Regions from separate parts of the Mus musculus genome. Here all the other regions are linked to region 1. The links are chromatin loops, found by intact Hi-C in ENCODE. Cell type or tissue: heart. All regions are shown on one strand.

Evidence for each region. Peaks named below come from ENCODE experiments on the same cell type or tissue, not always from the same donor. Only the 100,000 strongest peaks of a DNase experiment are listed, where the experiment ranks them.
Region 2: a loop joins it to region 1, with 2.4 times the contacts of the local background. A loop is called at or near these places in 11 of 42 quality-filtered maps.
Region 3: it touches region 1 in a loop (2.7-fold over the local background); 12 of 42 quality-filtered maps call a loop at or near these places.
Region 4: a loop joins it to region 1, with 3 times the contacts of the local background. A loop is called at or near these places in 15 of 42 quality-filtered maps.
Region 5: it touches region 1 in a loop (10-fold over the local background); 12 of 42 quality-filtered maps call a loop at or near these places.
Region 6: it touches region 1 in a loop (9-fold over the local background); 14 of 42 quality-filtered maps call a loop at or near these places.

What each region holds. Positions count from the first base shown.
Region 1 is chr14:70,300,070-70,305,069 of GRCm38, forward strand. It overlaps Slc39a14 (solute carrier family 39 (zinc transporter), member 14), which reads right to left. Exons shown (of 10, transcript NM_144808.4): 10 at 3,398-5,000. It also overlaps the pseudogene Gm4240. Among named protein-coding and RNA genes, the nearest start is that of Ppp3cc, 13 kb to the left of the region's middle. In heart, a CTCF peak has its summit at 3,089 (motif pointing left); no DNase peak of the experiment used is centred here.
Region 2 is chr14:70,151,149-70,156,148 of GRCm38, forward strand. Ccar2 (cell cycle activator and apoptosis regulator 2) reads right to left here and starts at 2,643. Exons shown (of 21, transcript NM_146055.3): 1 at 2,479-2,643; 2 at 1,516-1,609; 3 at 1,225-1,316; 4 at 732-823; 5 at 413-527; 6 at 126-255. The coding sequence starts at 1,573. It overlaps 9930012K11Rik (RIKEN cDNA 9930012K11 gene), which reads right to left. Exons shown (of 7, transcript NM_001112735.1): 6 at 4,702-4,805; 7 at 3,257-4,128. The coding sequence ends at 4,020. In heart, a CTCF peak has its summit at 2,469; a DNase peak (open chromatin) is centred at 2,643; H3K4me3 peaks cover 2,239 bases; H3K27ac peaks cover 1,470 bases.
Region 3 is chr14:70,173,966-70,178,965 of GRCm38, forward strand. It overlaps Pdlim2 (PDZ and LIM domain 2), which reads right to left and starts at 2,850. Exons shown (of 10, transcript NM_001253736.1): 1 at 2,714-2,850; 2 at 1,248-1,342; 3 at 372-523. The coding sequence starts at 1,340. In heart, a CTCF peak has its summit at 1,968; DNase peaks (open chromatin) are centred at 1,436, 2,096, 2,876, 3,416 and 2 weaker places; H3K4me3 peaks cover 1,481 bases; H3K27ac peaks cover 1,265 bases; H3K27me3 peaks cover 4,949 bases.
Region 4 is chr14:70,246,164-70,251,163 of GRCm38, forward strand. Ppp3cc (protein phosphatase 3, catalytic subunit, gamma isoform) reads right to left here. Exons shown (of 14, transcript NM_008915.3): 5 at 1,411-1,556. Gm33790 (a long non-coding RNA gene) reads left to right here and starts at 2,496. Exons shown (of 2, transcript XR_001781331.1): 1 at 2,496-2,652. In heart, no CTCF peak of the experiment used is centred here; a DNase peak (open chromatin) is centred at 568.
Region 5 is chr14:70,166,001-70,171,000 of GRCm38, forward strand. Pdlim2 (PDZ and LIM domain 2) reads right to left here. Exons shown (of 10, transcript NM_001253736.1): 7 at 1,965-2,044; 8 at 1,661-1,788; 9 at 90-207. Among named protein-coding and RNA genes, the nearest start is that of Pdlim2, 8.3 kb to the right of the region's middle. In heart, a CTCF peak has its summit at 2,144 (motif pointing right); DNase peaks (open chromatin) are centred at 1,391, 2,111, 3,421, 4,731 and 2 weaker places; H3K4me3 peaks cover 1,193 bases; H3K27ac peaks cover 2,843 bases.
Region 6 is chr14:69,850,058-69,855,057 of GRCm38, forward strand. Pebp4 (phosphatidylethanolamine binding protein 4) reads left to right here. Exons shown (of 7, transcript NM_028560.4): 3 at 1,571-1,697. Among named protein-coding and RNA genes, the nearest start is that of Pebp4, 12 kb to the left of the region's middle. In heart, a CTCF peak has its summit at 3,010 (motif pointing right); a DNase peak (open chromatin) is centred at 3,014; H3K4me3 peaks cover 236 bases; H3K27ac peaks cover 602 bases.

The DNA.
Region 1 (5,000 bases):
CAGTCTCCAAGAGTATGTATGCATATCCCATGCTACAGGCAGGCATTTAGTTTTTTCCAGTGTTTTGACCTGAGTCCACATAGAGTATCTTTGCAATCTCTCAGAACAGATTTCCCTCCAATCAGATCCAAGTATCACTGACTAGAGAAGAAGAGGAGCAGACACCTAATTATTTCAGAAGACATTTCCAGTTTCAATGCATTTCACCCCATCCCACCCCAAGGGCTTAGCTGGCTAAGAGTATTACCAAGGGATGTCTGCAGTGACCGTTTTAATCATCTTAAAGGCCTGTTTACTTCTGTGCTGTGTGGGCCAGACTTTTGCCTCATTCAAGGATGTGTTTCTAAACAAACACGGGCCAGATGAGAAGCAGAAAGCAGAGCCATCCCTCAGGAACGTGCTGTCTGTCATAAGGAGAAGTCTGGCAGCCCACAGACACGCAGGTGTGTCACTTAAGCCTCATTCATTCTTTCTGCAGAGCAGCTGCTGATGTATCAGAAAGCAACTGAAGCCTCCAGCCGCAAGTTTAGTGTGAAGACGTCAGTTCACAATGCCAGTCCTGGAAATGAGTTACTGCAAAGGAGAAAACCACACAAAGCCTAGGAGAGCAGTGAGGGGGTGGAGAGAAGAGGTGGATGCCAGTGCCACGGCCAACATCCTTTTGACAACACCAGCAAACGTGGAGCGATCTGGTGCAAATTAAAAGACCAATGTGAGATATGGCTCTGTGGCTAATAGCACGAGTTGTTCTTCCAGAAGACCCAGGCTTGATCCCCAGCTCAACTGTTGGTGGCCAATAACCTTCTGCTAACCGGGTCCCAGGGGATCTGATGCTATCTTCTGGCTTTCTCTGGTACTGGACACATAAGTGGTATACACTTGTAAATTCTACAAAACAGACACAAACACACACACACAATGGAAGACCAATATGATTTGTAGATGCTGTCTCAAAATAGGTTGTTTTGCAGAGCTATTCTAAGATCAGAAAACTGTTTTGCCTTAGGCTGGGCTTGGAGAAGTCCTTGACTGCATCCTAGTTAAGACCAGAATAGACCTTAACAAGCTCTGTCTGAAATCTTAGGGTATCAGGATACTATTTCAGGTGGTTCCACTCTTTAATGAGCAGACTCTGGTATTCAGGATACTTCTTGTAACTCAACAATTCACAATGTAAATGTGTTTTAAAACTAATTAATTTATTTTTACTTTGGGTACACTGGTGTCTTCTATTCCTGCACAAACATCAGACCAAGAAAAATTGGGGAGGAAAGGGTTTATTCAGTTTACACTTTCCACATTGCTGTTCATCACCAAAGAGAGTCGGGACTAGAACTCAAGCAGGTCAGGAAGCAGGAGCTAACACAGAGGCCATGGAGGGATGTTCTTTACTGGCTTGCTTCCCCTGGCTTGCTCAGCTTGCTTTCTTATAGAACCCAAGACTACCAGCCCAGGGATGGCACCACCACAAGGGGCCCTCCCCACTTGATCACTAATTGAGAAAATGCCTTACAGCGGGATCTGATAGAGGCATTTCCTCAAGGGAGGGTCCTTTCTTTGTGATAATTCCAGCCTGTGTCAAGTTGACACACAAAACCAGCCAGTACAACTGGTGTTTCGTCTACATGTTATCTCTGTGGCAGGATGTTAGATACCCTGGAACTGGAGTTACAGGTAGTTGTGAGCTGTCTCGTGAGTGCTGGGAATTGAACCTGCATCCTCTGGAAGAGCAAGTGCTCTACACTATTGGACCATCTCTAGCCCCCTCACACTGTACGATGTCTTGACCATCAACGTGAGTCCCTATAGGCATCCCCTCTAATAAGAGCTAAGCCAGAGCAATGCACATGTAAGCACCATCTTATGACTAACAGTAATTATTAAAAACAACAACAACAACAAAAACCAAGCTCCTTATTTTTTAAAAAGGGGTCACGATTGCTCAGTGGGTAAGGTTGTTTGTCACTGAGCCTGATGATCTGAGTTTGGTCCCCAGAGCCAACCCCTGACAGCTGTCCTCTGACCTGCACACACATCGTGGCATGCATGACCATCCCCACTCAAACACACACACAATACATGTAAGAAAATAAAGGAAAGCTCTCTTCCTGTAAGTGGCCAGAGGTGACCTGTGAAGATAGTTCATTACTTTCTTGACCTAGAAAACTCCACAAAATCATCAAATCAAGAGGTTCAAACCTTCGTGTTCACTTTAAGAACACCCAGGAAACTGCCCAGGCCATCAAGGGTATGCATATTTGCAAAGCCACCAAGTATCTGAAGGATCTCACTTTAAAGCAGCAATGTGGGCCAGACGTGGTGGCGCACGCCTTTAATCCCAGCCCTCGGGAGGTAGAGGCAGGTGGATTTCTGAGTTCGAGGCCAGCCTGGTCTACAAAGTGAGTTACAGGACAGCCAGGGCTATACAGAGAAACCCTGTCGCAAACAAACAAACAACAACAACAAAAACCAAATAAGCAATGTGTGCAAGTCTGGCGGTATAATTTGCCCAGGCCAAAACAGTGGGGCTGGGGACACAAGGATGGTAGCCAAAAAAGAATGCTGAATCATGCTAAAAAATGCAGAAAGTAATGCTGAACTTAGGGTTTAGACATAGATTCTCTAGTCACTGGACACGTGGACAAGGCACCTAAGATGTGCCGACAGACCTACAGAGCTCATGGCCAGATTAACCCATACGTGAGCTCCCCCTGCCACACTGAGATGATCCTCACTGAGAAGGAACAGATCGTTCCAAAGCCAGAAGAGGAGCTTGCACAGAAGAAAAAGATATCCCAGAAGAAACAAAAACTCATGGCCTTGGAATAAATTCAGCAAAAAATAAATGCAGATAAAGTTAAAAAAAAAAAAAAAGAAAGAAAAAGAAAAGAAAAGAAAAAAACCAACATGGGTGAAGTTCAATACAGAACTCTACAGTCTTTACAGTTTCCAAGGCGCAATCCATGGCTAAGTGCTTTGTTCCTGAGCTTAGCCCAAAGTGAGTCATTTTAAAGTAAGTGTGTTATATGATATAGGAAGTCCCTTCTAAATCCCCATAGCCAAATCCAAACAACCCTTTGTAAATCAGCAACAGACGAGCGCCACCTTGTGTCAAAGATTCATTATGCCCCAACTCGTTTTTTTTTTTTTTTTTTTTTAAATTAGGTATTTTCTTTATTTACATTTCAAATGTTATCCCCTTTCATGGATTCCCCTCCAAAAGCCCCTCCCCCCCACACACACACCAACTCACCCACTCCCAATTTCTGGCCCTGGCATTCCCCTATACTGGGGCATAGGGGAATGCCCAGGACCAAGGGCCTCTCCTCCCATCGATGACTGACTAGTATGCCCCAGCTCTTAAGGCTGAAGCAAGCCGACACTTGGGACTCACCAATTACAGAATATAGCTTTATTTATAGAATCTTACAAATAAAACATTTACAGTTCACATGACATAAATTATTTTATTTTCTAATTCTCATAACACCTGAGTTATTTAAAAAAAATACTGTGATGGAACTGTAAAGGGAACTATGAGTAAAATCCTCTTTCTTTATGCAAAAAATCATCCAGCTTATCTGTATCTCTTTGGAAGAGGGTTCACTAAAACTGGATCCTAGGTGATCCAGACAGAGAGAAGCCATTTAAAACCCAGGTGAAGGGTACCGGAGAGTGCTCCCCCTGGTGACCCTAAGTATTGGAGGGCGGGGATGGAGGACTGAAGGTGAGGTCAGAAATGAGGTCCTCCAATGACAGAATCCAAGGCCTGGCTGAGGGCTCCTCTGTGTGACAAGCACTTTCCTTGCTAGTGTTAACAGGGAACAGAAGCTATGGGCAGTAAGGCCAGGGGAGAAGTGTCCGCTAAGCAGCCCGTAGCCCCTTCAGCCTCTTATATGTACAGATGCTTAAAACAGCAAGTTCAACATTTAAAAGTCAAAAGAAGGTCAACGGCCACATTTTCAACTCATGGGGCGAATCTGTTGCCAATAGCAATGGATTATCAGTTGGCTCCCACGCCCCACCTGTGTCTGACTGATGCCAGCCCTCCGCCCTGAAGAAGCCCCAGGATTTCCTCAAAGTTCTTGAGTTCACAGGAAGGGTGCATGGCAGACAGTCTATCTCATGTTTAAGACTCTTTTTAAGCTCTTTTAAACAAACCAAGCCACCATCCGATTCCAGCATAAGGGCATTTAAAGGACAGGAGCTAGGGGAACTCCTAAAGTTAAAAATATAATGCATGAGCTAGGTAAAGTGGAATCTTTCAACCTTTGGGGGGGGGGCTGTGGTGGTGCTGGGAATGACATTCAGGGTGTCACATACACACTGGACAAAAAACGTGCTACCACTGAGCCACACCCTCAGACCTACAATCTTAAATTTTACGGTTTTTTATCTTCATTTTGTCTTGCTGACACAGGAGCTTGCTATGTAGCCCAGACTGGCCTGCTATTCACTATGAAGCCCAGGCTGGTATAAAACTTGAGCCTGCTGACTCTGCCTCCCTAGGGGCTGAGATTACAGGTACGAGTCACACAGCCTGCTCAGTCTTACACTTTGAGTGTCAATTTCTGCTACCTCCTAAAGCATTTGTAGGAGAAATAGAACAGGAGAGATGAGACTCGCCTTCAAACACCAACAACCATGACGGTAACATAAAGCTTAGCTTCTAACATTGAAGGAACTGGTTCTTTGGTAAAACTGGACCCTAAGCCTACCAGGACCTGGTCCTGACATCCAATCTAGTACCTTGATTGCTGAACTTTCCTCTTCCTGCTGCCTTGTCTCAAAGGCAAGAGGCAAGAGCAGGGAGAGAAACTGAGCAAATTTCTGTTTCCCCAGTTGTGTTCTCAGGATTTCAGGATTCCTGGTTTCAAGCATGTTTCCCCAAGAAGAACAAGAATGAACACACACACACACACACACACACATACATGTGTGTGTGTGTGTGTGTGTGTATATATATATATATATATATATATATATATATATATGAATAC
Region 2 (5,000 bases), 150 kb before region 1:
CCCCGTCCAGCTTCCTCCTCCTCTTCCTGTGTAGAGAAGTACCCCCTCTGTTCTAAGAGCATCTATATGAAAGGAACAAGTCCTTCCCTCCAGATTACCCCACCCTGCATGCCACCAGGACTCACGCTTCTGAGGGAAAAGGGGGGGAATTCGGTGAGGCTGAAAGATCAGCTGGGGCTGAGCTCCCAGGATCCCTTGCTTCTGGCCCAGAGCTGCCACGTGCAGAAGGGGAGGCGCTGGAGACTTCAGTAAGGGCTAGAGGAAAATAGCCGGCAAGTTTAGGGGATCCCCAGGTTGATACCATGAAGAGACATCTATCCCACCTCCTCAACAAAAAGGATTGTGCCCAAAAGTCAGACCACAAGACTTCCTCCTCTCCTCCCCATTGCAGAGGACATGCTAAGAAAAATACCTGGTTGGAGAGCGTCTGCACCTTGACAGCATTCCAGGGCACGGCCTGGCCTGGGTTGTATGCGGCCTTCACCAGCACCTTCTCCCCCAGCTGGGGCAGTCGACCCTTCACCACACTGCCAGCACACAAACCAGGAGGCCCCATCAGGAGGCACCCTGGACAAGTTATTCTGACTGCCCCCAGGAAGACCTTCTCCATCAAAATTTCTCATACCGTGCAGTAAGATAGCAAAGCAATGGCTTTAAAGAGGGGGCCCACCAGCACAGAGACAGAACTAAATGCAACAACCTTTCCGAGAACAGACTAGCCTCAAGCCTACCTTAGCTGAAAAAAGACTTCTTCATCTACCACCCCAAAGTAGTCATGCAAGCTGGTAACAATGCCTGTGAAGACTCGCTGCTTTTCCCCACTCTGCAAGAGAAGGATAGGTCAAAAGCAACAGGAAGTGACCTGAACAAAATCATGCTATGTCACTAGGGCCTCATCTCTAGCCACAGGGACTCGGCTCGTGGTATTACAGGAAAATTCACATGGGAAGAAAACCAGTGGGCACACAGCCTATCTGTGAAGAGGACAGACGCTAATACTTGACTTCATCCAAACCGCACCAAGACCTCTCTGGAGCCAGGTATTCAAGATTCCCCAACCTAAGAGTTGTCTGCGTTCCCCAACACTGGCCTACTACCAGGACAAAACCAAACCAACCAACCAAACAAAAAACCATTGTAACACAAGAAACAACACACAGCAGGCATCCAAACATACTAGGGTCGCCCCAAAGGGAAACTCGCTAGAAAGAGCACCCAACATACCTGAAGGTGCCTGGCATTTTGGGACAGGTCTGTGGCCACAGGAGGAGTAAGTAGACCAGGGGGAGGGCCCAAAAGAGATGTTGAAGCTGCGCCTATGGGGACAGAGAAGCAATCTCCAGGAATTGCACCTACTACCCGAAGCACTAGAAGATAGCCAGAGGATCTTATAAACCCAGAGGTCTAGGTGGCTCCAATCAGCTACTCAGACATTCAGAAAAACACCCAAGAGCCATAGTTTTTGAAACTGAGTCTCGAGCATGTTCTGAGTGTAACCAGTAAGGAGTTAAGCACCTGAGAAGTTGCGTCCCCCTGGAAGTGGGTTGATCCTCTGCCGCTTAAACTGGGACATTTGGAATACTGTCCTTTCAAGGTCTTGGGGGGAAACCTTCAATCAAAACAGAAAGAAGTTAGCAGCTCCAATGGAAAACTTCCATCTATTGGGGAGGGGGAGGGGGGATAGAAAATCTTAAGTAAAGCTTTTAAGGTGAAGAGGTGGGTCCTAAAATGGAAGAATGGAGAGGATGTAGAGGAGATGAAATTGGTAGTAACGTTACTCCAGTTTGTTCTCACAATAACCTAGTGGTGGGTGCTAGTGACATGCTGGTTTACAGACAAGGAAACTGGAGCTTTGAGATCCGGAGACTTGCCCAAGGCCACAAAACCAGGTAGTGACAGAGTGGGACTCACACCCAGGTCTCCCAACAACTTAGCACTCCTTTCACTATGTCACTGGCACCCCTTAGAGAAGCTGGAGGAGTGAGGGGCTGGAAGAGCTCCGGTGACATTCATTCATTCAAAAACATCCGCCAGAACACTCCACGCAGGGCCGGGGCAAAAAATAAAAATAAAAGGTGCGAGTAGCGGGTTGGTGATGCGGGCCCTCTCCCCGGAAGCCCGCCAGGCGTCTTTAGGACCCGCTGGTGGGAAGGGAGCTGTCCAGCCGGCCCTCGCCAAGCGGCCTGCACGCCGCTCCCTCCTCCTAGGTCCCGACCCTAGGCTCCGGCCTCCGCAGCCGCCTGCGCAGAGCTTTCCGGGCCGGGCCACCGAGAAGCCACCGTGGGAGGTTCACGGCGCGAGGTTTCTCCTCCTCCCGCCCGCCCCCAGGGCCGAGGCCGTTGCCAGGGCGACGGAGCTTGCAGTCCAGAGGGGCTCGGCTCTTTCCGCGACTGGCGCATCTTCGCCGTTCGGACCCCGCAGCCTCGCCACCCGAGAGAGACGGAGAGGCGGGGGCGCAGCAGGAGGCCCCCAACCCACCTGCGGGCCAGGGCCACGACACCAGGGGGACAAAGACACCCGGAACCACCGCAGCCGCCGCTGCCACCACCACCGGAAACGCCTCTCCGGAAGAGAGACCACTGGTCGGAAGCTGCCACTCTCCCGGATATGGTACCTCCCTCTTCTCCATCGACCTCTCCCTTCCCCCACACCAGCCTGCCATCCCGCTCCAACTGTGGAACGGAAGTGCGCCTTCCCAGATCCGATAATGCCTTCGGAAGCCGAGCTCGGTGGTGTCCTCTCTCAAGTGTCCCATCAGAAAAGTAAGCTCGAACCATTGGTTCCAGGTCTCAAAATGACTGGAACTGGACCCACTCCCACAAACACAAGGAAGGGGACTACCACTTACACACCCTGCTGTGCTCTACTAACCCCCAAGACTACAGCAACAAAAGAAGCAGGGCCTCCATTGGCTAGAGGAGGAGCGTGCCTACTGGGGGTCCATTTCCAGGGGATAGTCTTCTGACTAAAGCCAATGACCACCCCACCCCACCCCCATCCCTATTCCTGTCCTTTTCTTGACTGCACCATCAGCAAGGGGTAAGCATATCCGAAATCTATACCCAGACTCTCAAATATGAAACGTACACGATCTTAATGAAGTGGCTCTATCCAAAATCTTGCCAGAAATGTGGCTATTTTCACAACTATTAACAGTGAACACACACACACCTTCCTTTAACTTCTGGCCTCCCATCTCCCCACTCCTGTTTGCCTCCAGCATCACACCCTTCCCAGGTCATTTAACAGTCACAGCACACATTGAGAATGTTTAATGTTACTTCATCCTCCTAACAAGCTTATGAGGTAGGTAAGGTGGGTATCATGGTCCCAAGTAGGAAGCTGTGGCTCAGAAATTAAGAGACTTCGCTATGGTTAAACTCCAGGATAGAACACAGCATCTTAGAGTTGACCTTGCAAGTTATGTGTTGTTCCTCTCAATGTTCTTGACCTTCCCCCCATCCCTCATTCAGCCTTCAGGGGCTGTACTCCAGAGCCGTGACTCACTACAAAGGTACCCAAGGCAATGTTGTTCTTGGTCCTAGGGCTGCCGTCTCAGGTATGAGGAAGACATTAGAAGTCCACATTAGTAACTGTTCATTGTGGAATGAAGATCGGTGCCATCCTTCCAGTGACACCCCAAACACCAACCCTTTGGACGAATGATTCCATCAGATGGGGCAGACGGAAGTCCAACAAAGATTGCATAAACTTACATCTGCAACATGCTGACACACTCCCATACTAAACATGCTCTATGAGCACCTGATAAATAAGTCAATTCACATTGCCTAAGCCCAGAGATTTCTGATGAGGAGGAAGAGCCCTGGAAGAGTGCTGGAACTGCACTCAGGAACCTCTTGGGGATCCAGGGCTCCTTGCTTCGATGCTTAGAGATGGATTTGGCCTTCACCTTGAAGAGGAGCAAGCACCAATAGCTTTTCTTGGCAGTGCAGAGAAGCAGCAGTAAGCCAAAATGTGAGGGACTTCTTCCCAAGGTCACCAGGTACACCAAGAGGTCATACAGAAAGATTTTTTGCTCGTGGCTTCTTAACCACCAATGCTGGTATAAAGGTCTTCCGTTGGGAATGGCACGGAGTCCTGTCAGAGAGGTTTCTAAACTCCATCCTATAGAAAAGCAAAGGAAAGTTAGACAAGAAGAGAAAGAAAACAGACAAGAAGCTTTGCATACCTCCTGAGGAGAAGCTGCCAACCATGACAGACAGACTTCACCTACAGTAAAATACTTTGCCTGTGTGTCTACCTTACCAGCCCCTAAATTTCAGTGGTAAGGAGTGAGGGCTTGACACGTGAGGATGAACATGCCGCCCACAATCTGGTAGTGGCTTCGGGAAAGCCACTGTTCCCAATCTCATGTCATCTTCTGTCTCTTCACCAACAAATAGGGCATATTTTTGTTTAGTTGGGTTTTTTTTGGGGGGGTTGTTTTGTTTTGTTTTGTTTTTTTTCAAGTCAGGGTTTCTCTGTGTAGCCCTGGCTGCCCTGGAACTCACTCTGTAGACCAGGCTGGCCTCGAACTCAGAAATCTGCCTGCCTCTGCCTCCTGAGTGCTGGGATTAAAGGCGTGCGCCACCAAGCCCGGCCAAATGGGGCATCTTAACTACAAGACAGGACACTACCAACATCCTCGCCCAGCAGTCTCTCCCCACTGCCTAAATCTAAATCAGGCACAAGACTCACCTGGATCCAGAACCATCAGGGGGAACAGGAGGCTCAGGAAGTCGAGGGCTCCTCCAACGGAGCCGATTGAGCAGAACTTTGACCTTATCCCAGTGGGAGAGATCCTGCTGAACAGAGAATAAGGGCTCATCTTATTATAGTACATCTATATACTATACATCCCTAATGAAGCTACCAGGAACTTCACTGCCCAAGCAAATCACCTGCTCCAAACAGCAATCCTGTCATTTCCCTGTCATTGCACTTACACATTCCCATGTTCCCCCACCCTGCACCATTCTACTACCTGCTCCACATAT
Region 3 (5,000 bases), 130 kb before region 1:
AAACCCAGGCTAGGGTACACCATGCCCAGAACTTGCCTCTCTTCAACCACTCCATGCCCACACCCTGTACCATTCTCATGGCTGGGAACCAGTCAAACCTGGGCTTCCAGGTAGCCGGTGCCAGCTTGCCCCACCTCGCCTATGGCTGCATGCCCAGCCCGGTGCCCACCTATGCCCATATGGTCACTGGGATATCTTCCATGTCCCTACCATAGTCCCAGAGCTCAGGACATGCCAGAGGAGCCTGGGAAGGCTGGGATGGGACTGCACTGGGGCTGTAGGCAGGGTTGAGGGTGGCTGCCTGGCTGGCATTGGGCAAGTGCAGAAAAGGGAAAGGTGGCAAGACCTGCCAGTGGAGATAGAAGACCTACCGGTCCAGCTGCAGTCTTAGGGGTGAGGCGCTCTGTCGGATCTTGCTTTGGGCCTCCGCGTGTAGCATGTTCTCTGCACTCTGTCCATTGATGGCCACAATGATGTCGCCAGGCCGGAGATCAGCTGCTTCAGCCTTGCCCCGCTCTGTGACCTAAAGAGATGAGAAGCCAGATGCTGGCTGCTGAATACCCACCCTGAATAGGAGTATATTTGAGGAGACTGGAGCAGAAGGGTCCTCAAGGTTTCCTCTGCTGCCCAGGAAATGCAGAAACAAGACAGTACACCTCTACCACCTTTTTCTCTGTCTTTCCTGGTCTTGCCAGCTTCTCAGCTAATCCCTTACAGGCTTGAGTGGCAACCTCCCCCCAAATCCCCCATACACTGGCATTCAAACATGGGCCTCCCAAGGAATGTGATGGCAGAATGTCAGGAACTGAGCTTGGGAATACTTCTGGATAGAGAACCCTGCCCGTGCAAATCATACCTTGCAGGTGGCTGCCTAAACACCACCCTTGCCCTGAGTGCTCTCCAGCCAGGACCTGGGCCCGAGCCTGGGTGAAAAAGAAACTAGCAAGCTCCCAAGAGCAAGCAGAAGCACCTGCCCTGTGTAACTACCCTAAATGGCTGCCGGCAGGTGTGAGGGTTGAGACTTAGGGCAAAGGGCAGGCCCTGTCCTTGGTCCCCTTCCTTTCATCTTCTAATGGCCCTCCTAAAGGAGCCCTCACATACTCATGCCACAAAGCACAACTGTTCCCCTGGCCAACATTGCCCCAGAAGACTCCAGGCTCCAGAACAAATTGGGGAAAGTACCCGTGGGGAACAAGACCCCCTTTCAGGGGGTAGCTAGCTCCTTATCTCCTAAAAACAGCCCTTACCTTGGTCACAATGATGGGTGTGTGGAAATCTCTGCCCCCGCTAATTCGGAAGCCCCAAGGTGCTGGTCCTGCCACATCCACAGTCAACGCCATGCCTGAGGAAGAGAAGACTGGGAGGTGGGGCCCACTTCCACAGTACACCCCAAAGCAAAGGGAGAAGACGGTGGCTGGTCTCAGAGCAGCCCAGCAGGGCCTGGGCCTGGCGGGTGGTGACAGAGGAAGTGACTAAGTCCCTCCCTCTTCTAAGAGTTTCACTTCCCCCCACCCTGGGAGGCCTTGAAGACTCTGAGTTCCCCCTTCTAGGGTCTTCAGACTAGTAGATCCCCTAAGACAGGCAGCAGTCCCACTGACAAGAGGTCAGACTTCCATACAAGTGCTTGGTGGAGAACTGTGGGAAGGAATTAGCAGGTGGTAGGAGTGAACGCACCCCGCACCCCTTCACTACCTGTTTCCTGTTCCCTAAACGAAGAGCACAAAATACTTTCTACACTCTGTATAGAGTATACAGGAGGACAGCAAGCCTCAGGATAGCCCCACCAGACAGCAAGAAGTTAGCAGAGGCTGGGGCTGGCAGGTGTCAGACTAAGGTCTTCAGAGGGGCTACCTGGCTCCCTGCCTGACCCCAACAGCTGGGTTCAGATGAACAAGAGGAAGCTTGCTACCTCCTCTAGGGGCCTGCTGCACCCTAGTGAGCAGCCTGAGAAAGGAGGCCAAGGCTCATCTGCCAAGGGAAGCACACCCACACCCACAGCCACCCTGGTACTGGCCAGCAGGGCAAGTTCATGATGCTGCCAGTTTGGCCACAAACTTCTCATCCACAGCCCCCGCTGACCCACAAGGGAGTGTCCTTGTGGACCAGGCCCTCCTAGGATTTCCTGAGCCTCTAGATCTGGAGCCAGGAGCCAACCCAGGCAGGAAGCTGCAATGCCAGCCTGGGCACCACCCAGCCCAGCACCCATCCTCAGGCTGTCCCTGGGGAGATATGGGTCAGCAAGTATGTCCAATATCTCAAGAACATCAAGGCCTGGGGGGAGGGGGAGGCTGTCCAGGCCAGCAGTCCGACTGTCTTGTCCCCCAGGCAACTGGCTTTGCCTTTCACCCAGGCCCAGCCACGGTGTCCCAGGCTGATCACAGAAAGACTGAAAACGCCCTGAGATTCTCAGACCTTTGAGCCGACCAGTGGACTCAGTGAACTGCCTAGCTGTCAGTCTGGCTGTCCCCAGTACCAGTTCTCAAGCTTGCTTCCCAACAAGTCCAAAATACCCCGGGGCGGAGGGGGTTGGGGGTGGGACTGGGACTGGGACTAGAGGACGAGTGTCTGGGTCAGGGGAGAACCCAAGCCAAGGGGTATCCAGGTCGAAGAGAAGTTTCAGGGAAAAGGGGCTTTGGGCCGAGGGTAGGGTCCGGTGAGGAGGAGATCGCCGAGGGCGGTGGCCCGCGGAGGGTGCAGGTGGGCGCGCGCTCACCTGGCTGCCGCTTGCCTGTCGGGCTGGGCGGTCAGGCCAGCCAGGAAAGGGAAGGAGGGAGGGAAGAACGGAGGGAGTAAGGACGAGGAGCCGCCGCCGTTCCACCGCAGCCGTCTGTCCGACTCTAGGGAGAGCTCGCCCGGGGCTCCCAGACCTGCCTCCGCCCATGTGATCCCGGGGCCGCCCCTGCCGCCGCCCCTGGCCCGGGAAGCCGCCTCCTCTGCGCTGCCGAGCCGGGGCGCCGCCACCTGGCCCGCGCCTTGTGGGGGAGCTGGAAGTGGGCGAGCGAGAAGAGCAGACCCTCCTGAAAACCGCCTCTAGACTGAGACCCTTCCGAGGTGTCCACATCCTCCGGACTGTCCCTAAGCACAGGGGGTCGGTTCAAATGACAAACCATCCCCACGGTGCGCAGTATACAGAGACTGCGTCCCACCCCACAATAGGAAAGGATCCCTCGATGTCGCGGTCCCCAGACCTCTGTCAGACAACCGCTGGCTTGATGGACCTGTCTGTGGTCCATCCGATTCTTCTGCCCACTCCTGGCTCCGATGTTGGAGCAGATACAGTCCCGATACCCACACATCTCAAGCCTGGGCCACACCTCCACCCTCCTATCTCTTCCCAGACAGATGCCCCTGGCTTTGTACTGCCAGCGCAGTGACTTAGCCCCAGATACCCCCGCAAGCCTGCCCTGAGCAGGGAGACATGCCCAGACCCAGAGGAGATAGAGAGCACTTGGCAGGGTCATCAGGCACCTCCTCTCCCACCATTCTGCCTGGCATGGGCCAGCTCTAAGCACTACGGAGGACCCTGTCTGCCCAATTCCTATGCCAGACTCCATGACTCAGGGCAACGGTGTGGAGGTGGGGAGAGCAGGTGTAGGCCCAGGAAGGAGGAGCCATCTGACCAGAGGGTCCCCCAGAGCTATACCTGGCAACTCTTGCCCTGGGGAGTTGAGAGCCCACGCAGCTGCCTCCTGCCTCTTCAGTTGCTCTTACAACTTGGCACAGCGTAGAGCACACCTGTGGACCCAGCTGTAACCTGCCTGCCTCGGGTGTGAGTCATTCTCTCCGAGTTCCCCAAGAGAATTGCCCTCGCCACCCTCACCATCCTCCTCACCTACGACGCGCATCGGTGTGGCTCAGAGTCTCTGCACTTCCCAGCCAGCCAGGTTGCCTCCCTGGCCCCACCTCCCACAGTCTCTCCTTGGGCAGGTAAATGGCTCTACCACAGACTAATTCCAGGGGCCTCCAAGAGGGGCCCCTTGTCTGCTGCACCTGCTCTCCCTCCGCAGCTAGTTTGGAAGCCTTTTATGTTTGTTTGGTTTGGTGCTGGGGATTGAAGACAGGGCCCCAGATCTGTACGTATTCTCCCTTTTAAGCTCTACCCTCAGTTCCCTGAAAACCTCTTGAGCAGCCCTCGGGTAGGGCAGGCACTGCCTGGGGTTCACACTGTCCGATCCTCGAGTGTCATGGCTTCCTTTAACTGTGTGTGTGGTGTTGCGTGGTGTGCTGTTTACTTTTTGTCGACTTGATACAAACTAGAGTTCTGTGGAAAGAGGGAATCTCACCTCACCGGGCAATTGCTTCCCTCAGACTGTCTTGTGGGCGTGGCTGTTGGGGGGAACATTTTCTTGATGGCTGATTGATGCGGGAGGGCCCAGCCCACTGTGGGCGGTTCCATCCCTTGGTAGGTGGTCCTGAGTGGTATAAGTAAAGCAGGCTGTGCAAGCCCTGAAGATCAAGCCCCATCGCTCCTGCTTGACTTCCTGCCTGGAGTCCCTTTGATGATGGACTGTGTTGTGGAACTGTAAAAACCCTTTTCTCCCCAAGTTGCTTTTGGTCATGTTCTATCCCAACAATAGAAACCCTGACTCTGACAGTGTTTTACCACAGCAACTGGGAAACAAAGCCAGGAAAAGCAGTTTCCACAGCTCTTTGGGGGCCTCGGTCCCCGCCCCCCCCTCCCGTCCCCCGTCCCCCGTCCCCCGTCCCCCAACCAGTAATGTTCATCTTACTCTCTTGTTAAACACCTGATTTCCCAGAGGAGAAGTTCAAGGATTACAAAGCAGAAAGGTTGAAGGATGTGGTAGGGAGGGGAGACAACAGAAAAGAATTCACCTCCATCTCATCCAATCAATGATTCAAACAATCTTAAGTGTTTATTGAGCACCTACTGTGTAACTAGTACAGTGCCATACTGTCCTCAGTGCCTCAGACAGGCTCTGTAAACACACAAAGGTTCGTCTGCAACTCTCCCTGCTCTGGACGGAGTATCCACAAATCCC
Region 4 (5,000 bases), 54 kb before region 1:
CAAGTATCTTATCTCTGTTCCTGTAGAAAAGGGCCTCTCCTCCCATGCTAATCTAGTGAAATTTACCTCAAATGTGAAATCAGCCTCCACAAAAAATTGTGACGACTAAAGTTAAATTCTATTTTCTATGGGAAGCAGAGCTACAGGAGGGCGGGGAGCCAGGCAGGCATCCTGTCCACTGCTCACTTCGTTCTAATAGAGATGTCTTCTTTTGTAAAAAGCCTTTTATTCTTTCCATTCTATGCAGTGGTGTCATTAACTTACTTTTAATATTTGTCATTAACTTACTTTTTCAGTTACTGCTGCTTTAATTAAAAACACCCCCACAAAAAAATCAAAGAATATAAATAATTGTTTTTGAACACACCAGAACATCTGAGAGTCAAGAAGAGGGCTTCTGCTGAGTGAGAGGGGAGCTTTTTACCACAGCTGATCACAGTGGTTAAATACAAAATCTACTAAAGGCGACATGCTGGGTGGGTACTGAAAAGCCAGCACACACACACCGGCTCACTGCTCACTGGGAGACTGCTGTGAACTCAAGGAAATCCTGAGTCTGTGCCCCGTGGGAACTGAGGGGATCAAGGTGCGGAAGTGCACGTGCACAAGGCTGCTCCTTTCCCTCAGTCATGAAGACACAGTCTTGGGAATAACTACCACATAAGGGAGTGTAAGGCACATGGAGCAACCAACCATCCTGTTTAGGATGCAAACGGCAGTGCGCCTCACAGCTGCCAGAGCTCAGGGCACTCAGTCAAATTTCCTCATTTACAGAAAGAATGTACTCCAAGGGTAAGGGGCCTGGCCAAGGCTTCACATTCATGTTCTTTCTTTGCAAGCTGGAATATAATTTAATTTTTTAAAGCTGGGCATGGTGGCACAAGTCCTGTAATTATACCATACAGTGGAGGAGGTAGAACTGTCTTGAGTTCAAGGCTAGTCTGGGCTTTGCAGAGAGACCTTGTTTAAAATATACAAATATGATTTTTAAAGTTTCAGAGTTCTACTGTAAGAAGAGTATGCTTTTAGCTATTAAGATTTAATTTTAAGGCCAAGCAGTGGTGGCGCATACTTTTAATCCTAGCACTCAGAGGCAGAAGTAGGTAGATCTCTGAGAGTTCAAGGCCAGCCTGATCTACAGAGTGAATTCCAGCGAGAATTATAGAAAGAAACCCTGTTTCAAAAAACGAAACAAAACTTTAATTTTTAAAAAGAGAAAGAATGTTTCTCCAAGTGTTACTAACAGCTCTCTGACAGTGACAAGATTATGAGTCAGTCCCGTATTTCTACCTCTGACTGTATTTTCATTTAACCTCAGCAATTGCTATATGTTATATAGGTAGTCACTGGCTAAGATAAAGAACAAAAATTTAAAAGCACACTCTATGAAAATAGTAAAAAGTTACTTACTTTCCTAATGTCCTCTAAACAAGTAATTTCAGGAGACATTCCTCCATGTACACAGAGAAACTGCTGGTTTAAGAGGGCAGCAAGAGGAAGACAGTCGAAAGTGTGCATGCACGCATCGTACACCATCTCTGAATACTTGATCCGACCTACCCAAAGAGGACAAAGTCAGGGGATGAACAGTGCCATACTGAAGAGACTAACCAGGTGAAGCCAGCTCGGAAGCCACTGGTTACAGGCAAGTCTGAAGACCCTGTCCCAGAGAAAATGTCCTTTTAGAGTTGCACACAAGGGCTAACCGAACACTCTTCCCTTTCTAAAGATAAGTATGACCTTAGATTAACTTTCTAGCTCTGTTGCCCAGGAAATCTGATAAGGCAGGTGGCTGCCCATGTCTTATTAGTGAGCATCATTTACCTGGAGGAAGGTTACGGCTTTAGGCTCCTGAGGGTCCTTTTAGGATCCTCAAATTCTGCCATTAAGCGTTTACAAACAATGCTGGCATTGCTGATCCCTGGGGCTTCCCAGGCAAAGTAGATCCCAGCCCCACCCCATGTGGAACTGTCTCCACAGTACTGAAAACTATTTCTGTATCAGAAACCTTTGGGCTCATTTTTTTCTGTTTTTAAAAAAGATTATTTTTACGTGTATGAGTAGTTTGCCTGTGTGTGTGTTCATGCACTGAGCACATGCCTGGGGAGGTAGCCAGAAGAGTGCTGGATCCCCTGGAACTGGAGTTCAGGAGAGATGTGAGCTGCCATCTGGGTCCTCTCTTGAAGAGCAGCTCTTAGCCACTAAGAGCTTCATCTCTCCAGCCCTTACATTAAAAAATGTGTAGGAAAATTATTACTACTCTAGTGTACTTTACATAGACATAGACTGTTTTGCATTTCTGAATTTATTTTTTATTTGTGTATGTCTACCTAAGTTATGTGCACTGTGCAGGTGCCCTCAGAAGCAGCAGTAGACCCTGGACCTGGATGACAGGCACTTGGGAGCTACCTGTTGTTATGTGGGTGCTGGAAGCTTTACCTAGCTGTACCCAAATATGGCAGCTTACAATTCTCCTTAAATTCTGTTCTAGGGAATCCAGGGCTCTTATCCTCTGAGACATCTCTCGAGTTCCTGCATTTTATATTTTGATGTGGTTGTCAAGTTGGAACTATGGTACAAGGAAATACTCCTAAGTGGGCAGATTGTAGGTGTGCCACAATTCTCTAAGAAGAAAAAGACATGAAGTAACAGGTAAGAACTCTAAAGATGGGCTTAAAAAAAAAAAAACCAGCATTTTCCTTCTTGGTGTTATGGTGTGGCTATGACTAGAATGTATCTCTCAAGGGATGTGTGGGTTTCAGTGTGGGATGTTACCACACAGTGTAAACCTTTAAGAAGAGAAACCTGAACAGGTGGAGCCTAGTGGGAAGTCACTGGGGGCACTGCCCTCAGAAGGAAGATGTGTTGTGAGACACTCAGTAGTTCTTCCAGTAGGGCTCTTCTCTAATCTTTGGCCTTGTGTGTTCTCTCTCTCTTTAATGTGTTCTCCCAACATGAAGTCCTCATCAATTCAAAACCAATGCTGGTATCATACCCTGAAACCTCCAAAACTATAAGCTAAACAAAGCTCTTTTCTTTATAAGGTTCACAGCTTCAGGTCTTTTGTTAGAATAGTAACAAACAGATTATACAGTTGACCTTGGATTTAAAGTCAAGCTGTGCCTTTAGAGTGAATGCTAGTAGAGAAGACTAAGACAGTATACACAAGGAAACCCTACAGTCCATATAGGAAACTGTAAACTGGAGCCAGGCATGGTGGCACACACCTTTAATCCCAGCACTCAGGAGCAAATGAATCTTTGTGAATTAGAGGCCAGCCTGGTTTACAAAGTGAGTTCCAGGATAGCTATGGCTACACAGAGAAACCCCATCTCGAACACACAAACAAACAAAACAAAGGAAAGTATAAACGAAGGTGAGAAGGCCTCCCTCTCATAACAATCCAGACATTCTCTTTGTGGCTGATACTGAGGGACTCAGGTTTGGGTTTAATGGAATCTGAGGGCTCTCTTCACACTGGCACAGAGGCGGTTAAGACTGTATTCAATAGCATATCTAACTTTAACATGAGCTCAGTTTGTGCAGGGATGCACCTCCTTACAGTTACAGCCTCACTTTGCTATTTCAAAAGCAGATCCAGCTGTGAGTATAACATCTGTTCAAAATAAAAGCAAACAAAGAATCTTTAACATGTGGTCAGTGCTAGATATTTCCTCCTAAAAATCCAAAGGCAGAATCACCTTTGTTACCAATGTCAATTAAAATTCCTTTATAAGAATCCTAAACTTGAGTATAGGTAAGAGTCTAAGTGGCATTCATGGTCCACACCATCATCTAGTATGCCTTTCATCCTAATAATGACTCAGAAAAAGTCCTTAGCTTACTTCCAAACAATGCCAGATCTGTGGAGAGACAGCAAGTATGCACAGAGTACCGAGCCACTCTGTAAACCAAAACAGGAGAACAAAAGCCAAATCAGGTGAAAAGACATGTACGGCATATTAGTATGTGCGCAAACAGGCCGTCCTATGCTACCATTCCCCGAGGGATTAGACTAGAGACAGTAACCATAGTCCTATTTTTTCTTTTTTTCTTTCTTTTTTCTTTTTTTTTTTTTGGGGGGGGGACAGGGTTCGAGACAGTTTCTCTGTGTAGCCCTGGCTGTCCTGGAACTCACTTTGTAGACCAGACTGTCCTCGAACTCAGAAATCCGCCTGCCTCTGCCTCCCAAGTGCTGGGATTAAAGGCGTGTGCCACCACACCTGGCCAGTCCTATTTTTTCTAATGTTCTCTGATGAGTACATGTCTATAAGTATATAGCAAGTACACTTACATGTATAGTGACCACAGTATATATCCGTGAGCTAAATGCCTGAGCCAGTCAGTTGTCAGATAAATGACCTGTAACCTAACTCTCTTAGTTTGGTCCTTAGATTGGTTGTTAGCTTTCTAGCTTGGAATCTTGAGCAAATGCTTCCATTCCATGTGTTTTCCCGACTATATAATGGGAATGATAATCCCTATAAGTCATGATGCTATGAGGATAGAGGTGTATTTACACCTGGCACACAATGGTTATAACTATGTGTTAAGTGATCATTTCGCAGAATCTCTATGAAGTAGGCACATTCCCATGTTCATTTAAAAACTGAGGAAGGCAACTGGAGAGGTGATTCAGCTGTTAGAGCACTGTCTGCTCTACCATAGAGCCAGGGTTCAATCCTCAAAACCCACACAATAGGGAAGAAATTTCCATGACTGAGTTCCAGACAGACATGTTTCTACCATGTAAGATTGAAGGAGCACTGGGGCTAGAGAGATGGCTCAGCAGTAAGAGAGAGCACTCATTGCTCTTCCAGAGGACCTGGGTTTAGTTCCCAGCACCCACCCACATGGTGAATCACAATGGTATGCAACTCCAGTTCCAGGATATTAGATGCCCTTGTTTGGTCTCTGAGAGCAGCAGGCACAGACACACACATAAGCATACATATAAATATAACACACAATTACATAAAAGGGGAGAAAACTGGGCGCAG
Region 5 (5,000 bases), 130 kb before region 1:
CCATGCTGCCCTCTAGGGTCCCTGACTGATGGCCCAGCTTTGCCTGGAAGCCCCAGGTATGCTCGGCACCCAGCCCCCCCAATACTCACGAGATGTTGACGCTGCATTTCTCACAGGTGTGGAGCTTGGGTGGAGTGGCCAAGGCCCTGGAGGTGGGCAAGGAAGCCTGGGAGCTCAGCGAGCTGGGCACAAAGGCAGGTGTGCCACCTGGGACGGGTAGGAGACAGAGTCCATGAGAGCTGCCTGTCCACCACAGAGGTATCCAGCTATACACAATGGCATTTTATGACATTCCTCCGTTCCTCCCCAGGACACGCCCGCTCTTGTGGCCAAAGGCCCACTTTTACATGGGCCTCTAGAGTGCCAGTGGGGATGCCACTTAGTAAAGGAGAAGAGGCAGAGCCTTGGCAAAGGCTGATGAAGAACCTTATCCTTCCAAAGCAACCTGGGAACGTCTGTGCCTAGTGTTTGCCAGAGACAAGTAGGTGTTGTCTCTCCATGGGCCAGTCATGATGATGTAAACAGACAATACTAGGTCATAAGACCATCACAGTGTCTTTGTTCGGCCCTTTCAAAGGACATTTATATACATCATTGCATCTGAGCCAGCGAGAACACTAAGATGAAGCACAAAAGCACTGGGCAGCCATTGTCCAAGCTTCAGCTGAGATTCTGTGGCACCCAAGAAGTGACCTTACGTTTGTACTCTTCTCCCCCCACCGACCCACTACCAATCTCCCTGGGACCCCTCCCATAGAGACCTCAGAGTCAGGATGGGCAGGCTTTGTTCGGAAAACCTTTTTATTTAGCCCCGTGTTCCCGCAAACAGCCTTGTGATCACTACACAGAGTTGTAACCAGCTGCCGGGGACCGGCTATTCTGCAGCTCCAAGCCCTATTCTGCCAGCATCATCCTCTCTGTGGACAAGACAGGGTTCTTGTCTGCTGCTACAAAGGGTTCATGACTTCCTGGAGGGATAGCATGCATCCCACTGCTGTATGCACACCTGTGGGAACTTCTTAGAGCCATATCTCCAATCCTCGGGGGTCGAGGTCGGGTATACTCTACATATCTGTTCCACTGGATAAACACACCGGTGTATTTCCAATGAGTAAACAGGCAACTGACTGTACTCTGTTGTTTGCAGAGCTACCTCGCCTGGCATGACAGTCTGTGGCATAGTGTTCTTTGTTCTGGCTTCCAAGGCCCCTGCCTCAGCACAGCTAGTTCCCCCGGACACCCTCCCCTGCTACCAGGCCAATCCAGTGTCTAGTGAACATAACCCAACGCTCTGATTGCTGGCCTCCACATTCCATAGTACTCCTGCCAGGCCACTGTCTGAAAGCTGATGGAGTCTAGGATCTTGTTTCAGGGCCAAATCAAATCCCTCTTTTTCCAAGAAGCCCTCCCTGGAGACCCAACCCAGAGTCCCTGCTTTGACCACTCCCTTGTTTTCCTGGTTCTGACTAGTACCACCCACCACTTTCTGAGGGTACCCAGTAACCCCAACCAGAACGTAAGCTTCTTACTTACTGGTGTCTGACATATGCCCCCTAATGCCTAGTTCTGCCATGGATCCTTAAGCTACTTCCTTAGTCTGTTTGGCCTCATTCCAGAGAGTCCAAGGAGCCTTACTTCATCCAGAGCCTAGAGGCCTCACCTCTCTCCTCAGCCTCCAAGGCTTCCTGTAAGAGTCGAAAAGAGCTGGACTGCCTTGGGGCGGCCCGTCCCTGGCGGTTCTCCTGCAGCATCTTGAACACCTCTGAGTCTTCCTCCAGATCCAAACTGCTGTGGAAGAGTAGAAGAGACAACTAGGAATAAGGACCCTGCAATGATGTTGGGACACACCCCGGTGCAGACAAATATGAGAGGATTAAGGGGCGGAGACTCGCATCCCTCTCTAGGAATCCAGTCCCGTCCAGACCCTCCAGGAGCTCACCCAACTCTGCAAGACCTGCTAGTACCTGAACCTAGGGCTGGAGGGCCGTCCTGGGGAATGGAGCAGCACCCTCACTGCGGAGTCGCTTGGGCTGCTGTGGCCGGCCTGTGGGAGGAGAACGGCAGGGAGGAGTCAGTCCACCCACCCCCACCCTGGTGGCCAGCTTGTTCTGTGTGCTTTACAAGATGCTGTTCTCAAAATCGACGCAAGGGGGCGCCTAGCCTCCAACAACCCACTGGTATCGGGTACCCTGTGCCCTGCCCTCATAGCCAAGGCACCAAGGATGAGATCCCATAAGGGAAGAGACGCCCATTGCCGGATAAAGAGATGTTTAAGTTACACTTGGGAATCCCACAAGGAGCAAAACGAGGACGTCGGGTGGGCACGCCACACAGACACCCTTTAGATATATCGATATATTCCACAATATAGTAGATCATGCTACTTGTGTAGAGATGTGGCCAGCCTCCTACTCCACAGAAGAAACAGAAATGCAAGCATGCCTGGAAGCCAATCATCTTGCAACAAGGGCATGGAAGTACAAATGTGTAAAGAATGTACTCCAGGTGCAGACGGGAAACAAGCTTCTAGACTCAACAGTGAAGAAGAAAATTGAGTTTCGGGCCGGAGAGATGGCTCAGCGGTTAAGAGCACTCACTGACTGCTCTTCCAGAGGTCCTGAGTTCAAATCCTAGCAACCACATGGTGGCTCACCAACCATATGTAATGAGATCGAATGCCCTCTTCTGGTGTGCCTGAAGACAGCTTCAGTGTACTTACATATAATAAATAAATAAATCTTTGAGAGACAGAGAGAGAGAGAGAGAGAGAGAGAGAGAGAGAGAGAGAGAGAACTGGGTTTCAATGTCCCCCAGCAAATGCATGAATCAATATTTGCAGAGTGTAGCTGCTCATACACTTAGGAGTTGGTGGTCGGGCTGGGCAGGTGAGCCCAGACTTACAGGGCAGTAAGAAAGGCCAGCCCAGGGGGCTGGAATAATGGCTCAGCGGTTAAGAGCACTGACTGCTCTTCCAAAGGTCCTGAGTTCAATTCCCAGCAACCACATGGTGGCTCACAACCATCCATAACAATATCTGACTCCATCTCCTGGAGTGTCTAAAGACAGCTACAGTGTAACTTATATATAATAAATAAATAAATCTTAAAAAAAAAAAAAGAAAGAAAGGCCAGCCCAGAGCCTGACCTGATCCTCTCTGTGCCCAGCCCCCCACCCTGGCCCCAGGAGGGCTTCACCCTTTCTACACTTATATTTTCATGGCCTTGTTGCAAAAATTCTGTAGCACAACAAGGTTGGGAAGCTAATCAGACCATATGTGTGCTTCTTTCCTGTGGTCTTGGGGCCTCTGAGATGCTAAGAGTGTGACTCAGGAGGGAAGTGTGGACCTCTTGACTCCTGCTGCCATCTGTGCAGCCTGAGGGGTGAGGAATTCTGTTTTTTTGTTTTTTTCCATGAATGCATCCTTAAGAGCCCAGAGGGTGCTTGAGGAGAAGCAGCTGGCTGAGGGAGAGGGATGAGAGTTCCCGAGGGACGACCGAGCCTGACTCTGAGGACCAGAGAGAGGGGAAGAGGATCCTGCTCTCCCCAGCAGCACTGGGACCAGCCAGGGCCTGCCTGTCACCTGACCCCAGCTCCTACTTTAGCAAACAGGTTTGTCAAAACACAAGCTCCTGGCCCAGTGGTAGCAGCAGCAGCAGCAGCAGCAGCAGCAGCAGCAGCACAGAATCCCAGCTTTCCAGCTCTCCAGGAGGCCAAGGCAGGCAGATCTCTGTGAGTTCAAGGCCAGCTTGATCTACAGAGCGAGTTCCAAGACAGTCAGAGCTACAAGGAGAAATCCTGCCTTGAAAAACAAACAAACAAAAAACAAAAACAAAAAAAAAAAAAAAACCCCACAAGTTCCTGTTCTTGAGTCCCCAATTCCTACTCTGCAGCAAGTCCAGGCTGGGGCCCCGGAGATCTGTGTTTATAATAAATTCCCTAGGAATCCGAATTTTCCCATAGACGTTCTCAGGGGCTGCTGCTGTTTGCTCAGATGGGACACTACAGGAAGACATGCCCTTGAGTACCCACCATCTGCTAGGCCAACAACGTAGAATTCCCAGAAGGGATGCACCCACCAACTGGGGGCCAAGTTCCTTTTCAGCTTGTCTACCTGTTGGGTCTTTCTCGGACCCATCTTCCCCCTCCTAGAACTTCAGACCACTGCACCTCATTCTCTAATCAACCCCCCTCCTCTAATCTCCCTCCACTGTTCAGCAAAACTCCCAGCTGAGCCTTCTCGGGCCACCCAACCTACTTGTCTTTCTCCCCTTCCAGAATGCCTCCTGCTTTTGTAATTAATCCCACACCGCTTCATACTTAATTGTTTCAAAATTGTTTGGCATGTTTGTCTTATCTCAACAGCCACATCTTAAATTCCTTAAAGATGGATCTGTGGCCACATCACCCATCCAGCTGGCCCTGGGGTAGGCACAAGGCCCAGCACCACAAATTGAACCCCTTCCTTCTCCAGACCCCCCTCCCCACTTCCTCTCTCCTACCACCCTCAAAGGCCCTGCTCATTGGAATGCAGAACCTTCCACCCCAAAAGGCCCTGCTCTTTGGAATGCAGAGCCAACCCAGAAGTAAGATTCCAGCAGCTGGGCCTTGTTCCCTTCACCAAAAGGCCGGACATACCCCCAGCCACTCTGCCCCAGCGGCTGATGGCCAGAACTGTTGTCATCTGCCCCGCCCCAGTCCTTGGGGGAGGAGAAATACCACCTGGGGGTTAAGCTGTCAGCAGTGGCCGGAGGGACTGTGGGGGAGGAGGCCAGCAGAGGAAGGAGGAGACAGAAAACAGGCCAAGGGCAGCGTGAGGCAGAACCACACGGTCCCTCAGAGTCTCTCTGGGCTGCATGGAAGGAGATCAAGGCTGCTGGGGTGGGGAGAGGGGTGGGGGTGGGAGTTGGGGGCTTGGAACCAGGGAAGAATGTCTTTGAGAGATGCAGCCAGCACTGGAGAGGGAGTCACCCCAACAACAGCAGCAAAACTATTTCAGCCAC
Region 6 (5,000 bases), 450 kb before region 1:
GAAACAACTAATACTCCTGCAGTGTTGATTTGGACAATTCATACTGCTCCTTCCACTCTCTGGAAGGACAGAGACCAAGTCTAGGTGGTGGGGGTGCCCACCCACCAAAGCACACCATGTGTGGTTTACCAGCTGCTCTGGACCCAACTGCCTCTCTCCAAATTTGATCCTGGAGCTACTGAAAGCACTGAGGAGCAGGGGCTGGAAAAAGGCCATGTGGGTCTCGCTAGGAGGCTACCCTTGGCCTCCTCTCAACTCCTACAGGAACACTCCTGAAGATATGATCCTCAAATTACATTCTCCCTGGGTGTCCTTCAGGTATAACGCCAGCAGGGCATGGTGGTGTAAATAGCCATTGTCTATTTAGGGGCTAGCTCAGCTGTGTTGGGGTACCGGGAAAGGCTGGGAAACACAAGCCCTGGTCTCTGTGTAATAAGAATATTCTGACAAGCTCAGGCACGGTGTCCTCATAGGCCCAATTCAGTCAATTTTCTACTCCATTGGCAGGTTCCACATCTGTGGGTTCAGCCAGTCCTGAGTTGGAAATGTTTGGGCCAAGGGACCACCTCTGAATCAGGCCCACTCACACGTTTCGTAAGCCAAACACTTAGAAGGTACACTGTCACAATTGCACAGCTCAACCCACACAGCTTCCTATATCAGCAGGTATATGAACACAAGAGACCAAGAGCAGCCTGGGCTGTATAGGAAGTCCCTGTCTCAAAAAGAAAAAAGGAAAAAAAAAATGGCAGAGAATATGGGAGTGTAGCTCAGTGATAGAGTGCTTTCCCAGTATGTACAAGACTCTGGGTACCACACATGTGTATATGCATATACACATGCATACATAGGGATATGTATGCACATACACATGCATACACATAAACACATATACACATGTATAGACACATATGTAGATATACACCCAAGTACACACATAGTATATGTGTACTTGTATATGTGTATATATTTATGTATGTGCATACAATTGCACATATACACACACACTATATATATGCATACACTTGCACACACACATTGCTTCAGTATTGGGCAAGTACAGCTCTTTGTTTACACTTCCTAAAGGGTACTACCACACAGCAATTTTGCTGTATGCATCATAAACACTACAGAAATGAGCTGACTACACAGAAAGACATGTGTGTGTGTGTGTGTGTGTGTGTGTGTGTGTGTGTGTGTGTGTGTGTGTGAATGCAGACATCATACCACTTTCTTGAGGGATTCACACATCTGAGAGTGAGTCGATCTTTGGCATACTAAGGATGACAACTCATAGCATGCTAGGCTTTGCTCTACCCACTGACCAGTGCTGTGTCCTCACACCAACCACATGAGGTAGACACTGTCCCTGTCTCAGGCAAGTAGACCCTGGGACAAAAGCATCGGGTCTCAGTCCCACAGCTCTGGGGTCACACAGCTGGTTGGTTGTCAGGTTTAGAATTTAACTCCTCTCAACTCTGCATGCTCAGTGGTGCTGGACTGCAGTAGCCTTGTGAACCCCGGGATTCGCTGAAACCCTGACATGACGTGACTGCCCCTCTCTCCGTAGGAACCTAGAAGTTTTCTACATGGAGATGGGGAACATCAGCTGTAAAATTGTTCCTAAGTGCAATCTATACAGACAGAAGATCACGGCCTGGCAGGCGCCGATAGTCAAGTTCCACACGGCTTTGGATGTGAGTGAACTGGGTTGGCTGAAGGAGAACGTGGGGCCCTGACTTGCCTTTAGTTCACTTTTCTTGGGAACTTGGAGGGCCAGGTTTGCAGGAGTCAGGCAGCTATTGCCTGGAGTGGTGGTCAACCTCCCTAATCCTAATCCTTTATATAGTTCCTCATGTGGTGGTGACTCCCAACCATAAAATTACTTTTTGTTGCTACTTCATAACTGTAATCTTTACTATAGCTATGAATCATAATGTAAACATCGGATATGCAGATGGTCTTAGGTGACCCCCGTGAAAAGGTCATTTGACAAGCCCCCAAAGGGGACGTGACCCACAGGTTGAGAACCACTGGCTTGGAGGTTGTGTCTTTCCTACGGTGGACTCATGGCTGAAAGCTCTGGATTCTTGAAGTATGCAATGTGTCCTTCTGGTGTTTGAAATCATCTAAAACAGGACACCAGAGTCTTTTGGGAACTGTGACTACTTCTTTTCCTGGAAAATAACTTTGATACCTGTTCTGGAAACTTCCTTGGGCTCGAAGGTTCAGAAAGCTTAGGGACAGACCATGCAAACGGGAAAGAGGGGAAGTTTCCGATTTCATCCTTCTGGTTGTTGTTTTCCTCTTGTTGTCTCCTGGCCCAGACAGAGCCCACAAGGCATCAGTGGCTGAGGCTGGGGTACCAGTGTCCAGAAATGACATGGCAAGTCACAAGTGTGGGTAGACAGAAGGTGCTGACCCTTCTGTGCAATAGGGCAGGAAGGGACTACAGGGTTCTTTCTCCTCCCCAGTGCGGCCCCAGAGGCCCCGTGCCACCCACCCTGATCAGGCAGATCAGACCTGGCAAAACAGGTAGCCAGGGAAGCAGCATCACCAGGGTTGCTCATGAGGGTGGGTCTGGCTTGTCTGTCTCCCTCCAAGTGCTTTCACTACTGGAGATCAAATGTGACGCCTCCCAGTTGATGCGGCTGATATACAAAGCTGTGCTGGCTTACCTGGGGTACAACTGTGACACTACACACCTTTCCAGTGGGCAGTCTTCCCTCCAGGACACTGAGCAGCAATACCCCCTCCCCCACTCTCCCTCCTCGCTGAAGACCTCAGCCAATGTCATGCCTAGGAACAGAGTCAAGAGGAACAGAGAAAGGACAGCTACTGCTGCTACACTGGGCAAGACTCCAGCCCCACCCCACTCCCACCCCGGCCCAACGTATTCTATGGAAACCCAGCATAGCCCTGTAGGGTGAGACCTTTGTCTTCACCAAAATTTATTAGTTCATCAATCCCTGGGGAGTCGCCAGCTCTGTGTTGCTATTGCTGCAGGGGCCCACTAGGTGGAGCTGTAGACTGCCAAGTTCCTGACCTCCCCTGGAGGGAGGAACTGGAGACCAGTTCTGAGTCTGGTTTCACTGAGTTTACACTGATGTCCTGGAGCATGCATGCAGAAGAGAGAAGTGTGTGTGTGTGTGTGGGGGGGGGGAGGGGTCTGCCTCGTCCAGAAATCTATTGTCTCAGCCTGCAGGTGAAGGGTAGAAGTGAGAGAAAAGAGGCTTAACGCTACCAAGGAGAATCAAGACTCACCAAGGAAGGTTTGGTGGAAGCAGAGGGCAGAAAGAAATAGGAGTTTTGTGCTAGCACAGATCTAATGCTTTCTGAAAAATGTAAGACTCAGGGGAAGGTAAAGCCAGGGGTACTGAGAAGCTTGCACTGTGTGGCACTTGATGCTGGGCCCTATTTATGCTGTGGGTCCATTCAATTCTGTCATCAGACCTGTGAACAAAGCATTTGCTTTTGTAAAGGGGTTAGTGGTAAGTACCAGGATCCTTGCTGGATGGTGTTGCTAGTGCCCAGACCAAACAATGGCTTCCATTCTCTCTGCTAGATCCCCAATGGAATGTCAGGAGCTGCTTGTGAGAAGAAGCAGGGAGAGGGGCTGCGGTCCGGGGGTGGGGTGGGGTGGGGGGGAAGCAAGGGTTGTTCTGATGTGTGTAAAGACCTAGCGGTGCTGAGCTGGGTGGTGGCAGTGCTAGGCTCAACACTAGAACCCTGGGCTCTGGAGGCCAATCACTCCCAAGGGCTCTGAGGGGGATTTGAGGGAGGGGATGCTGAAAGCAAGCTCCTCTGGTGAAGACGGAAAGGAGGGTGGGGAGGACAGAGGGACTGTCCTTAAAGAAGGTGGCAGTCTGCCGGAGCTCCCTTGAAGAGTTTCAGGGAAGAGGCAGCTGTAGCGGAACAGGTGGAGGCAGAGAGGAAGAGGTGCCATATTGGAACAAGGTACCTAGAAAGCCAGGCGTGGGTAAGAAGGGCTCGATTCTTCAGCTAGAGGAGGAAGTTATTGCCTCAGAGTCCCCAGGGTTGATGGGAAATGGTAAGAGTTGGCACACGGCTTAGCGGAAATACCACCTCATTTCCAAATTTAAGTGACCAGCGTTGCTCAACTGTCAGGGGACTTGCCCACCCCCCACCCTGCCAAGCAAGCCCTGAAGCCTTGGCAGAAGTATGGGGCAGGCCTCTGTTGCCCCATCTCGGGGGTGGGGTGGGGTGGGGGTGGGGAGTACCTGCCTTTCCATACCACTGCACAGGCTTCTCCCATCTTTGAGCTTTGCTTCCACCTCCAGGAAGCCTTCCCTGACTACTGGCTCTGAACTTTACTTTCCATTCTTGCTGATGTCTTGCTCCAAGCTCTCTAAGTATCCCTGATGTCATCAACAGAGCATTTGCACTCCTTCTGTCGCTCATTCATATCTTGTAGCACAGCGACCACCTTGTAAACACTGAATCGCTTGCGGTCCCCCATTGGCACGGCAGACCCCTGTGCTGGCTGGCTGGGTAAGAAGGGAGTGATTGACGAGAGCGGATGGACGCAGATGGGCAGATGGACGGATCAATCAATGAATGGTGAATAGGTGAATGGACAGATGGATAGATGAATGGGTAGATAAATGGATGGGAAGCCAAATGGATAAGTGGGTGGATAAATGGATGGATGGAGATGTAAGTGTATGGATAGATATATAGATGGACAGAGAGTTGAGTAAGTAGAAGGATGGATGGATGGATGGATGGATGGATGGATGGATGGGTGTGTGGAAGAATGGATTGGCGAGTGAGTGGGTGGATAGATGGATGGATGAATGAAAACAAATGGCATGCAGAAAAACGTTTCCTGGTGCCTAAGCTACGAACAGTAAGCCCCGCTGCTCACCCATTAAGCTGTTTGGTGTCCTTGGCACTGAAGAAAAACTTCTGAGACCAGGGTCTTATTCTCTGACCAGGTGAAGGTGGCTGGGAGTGGGAGGGAGAGGTAGTAGGAAGGA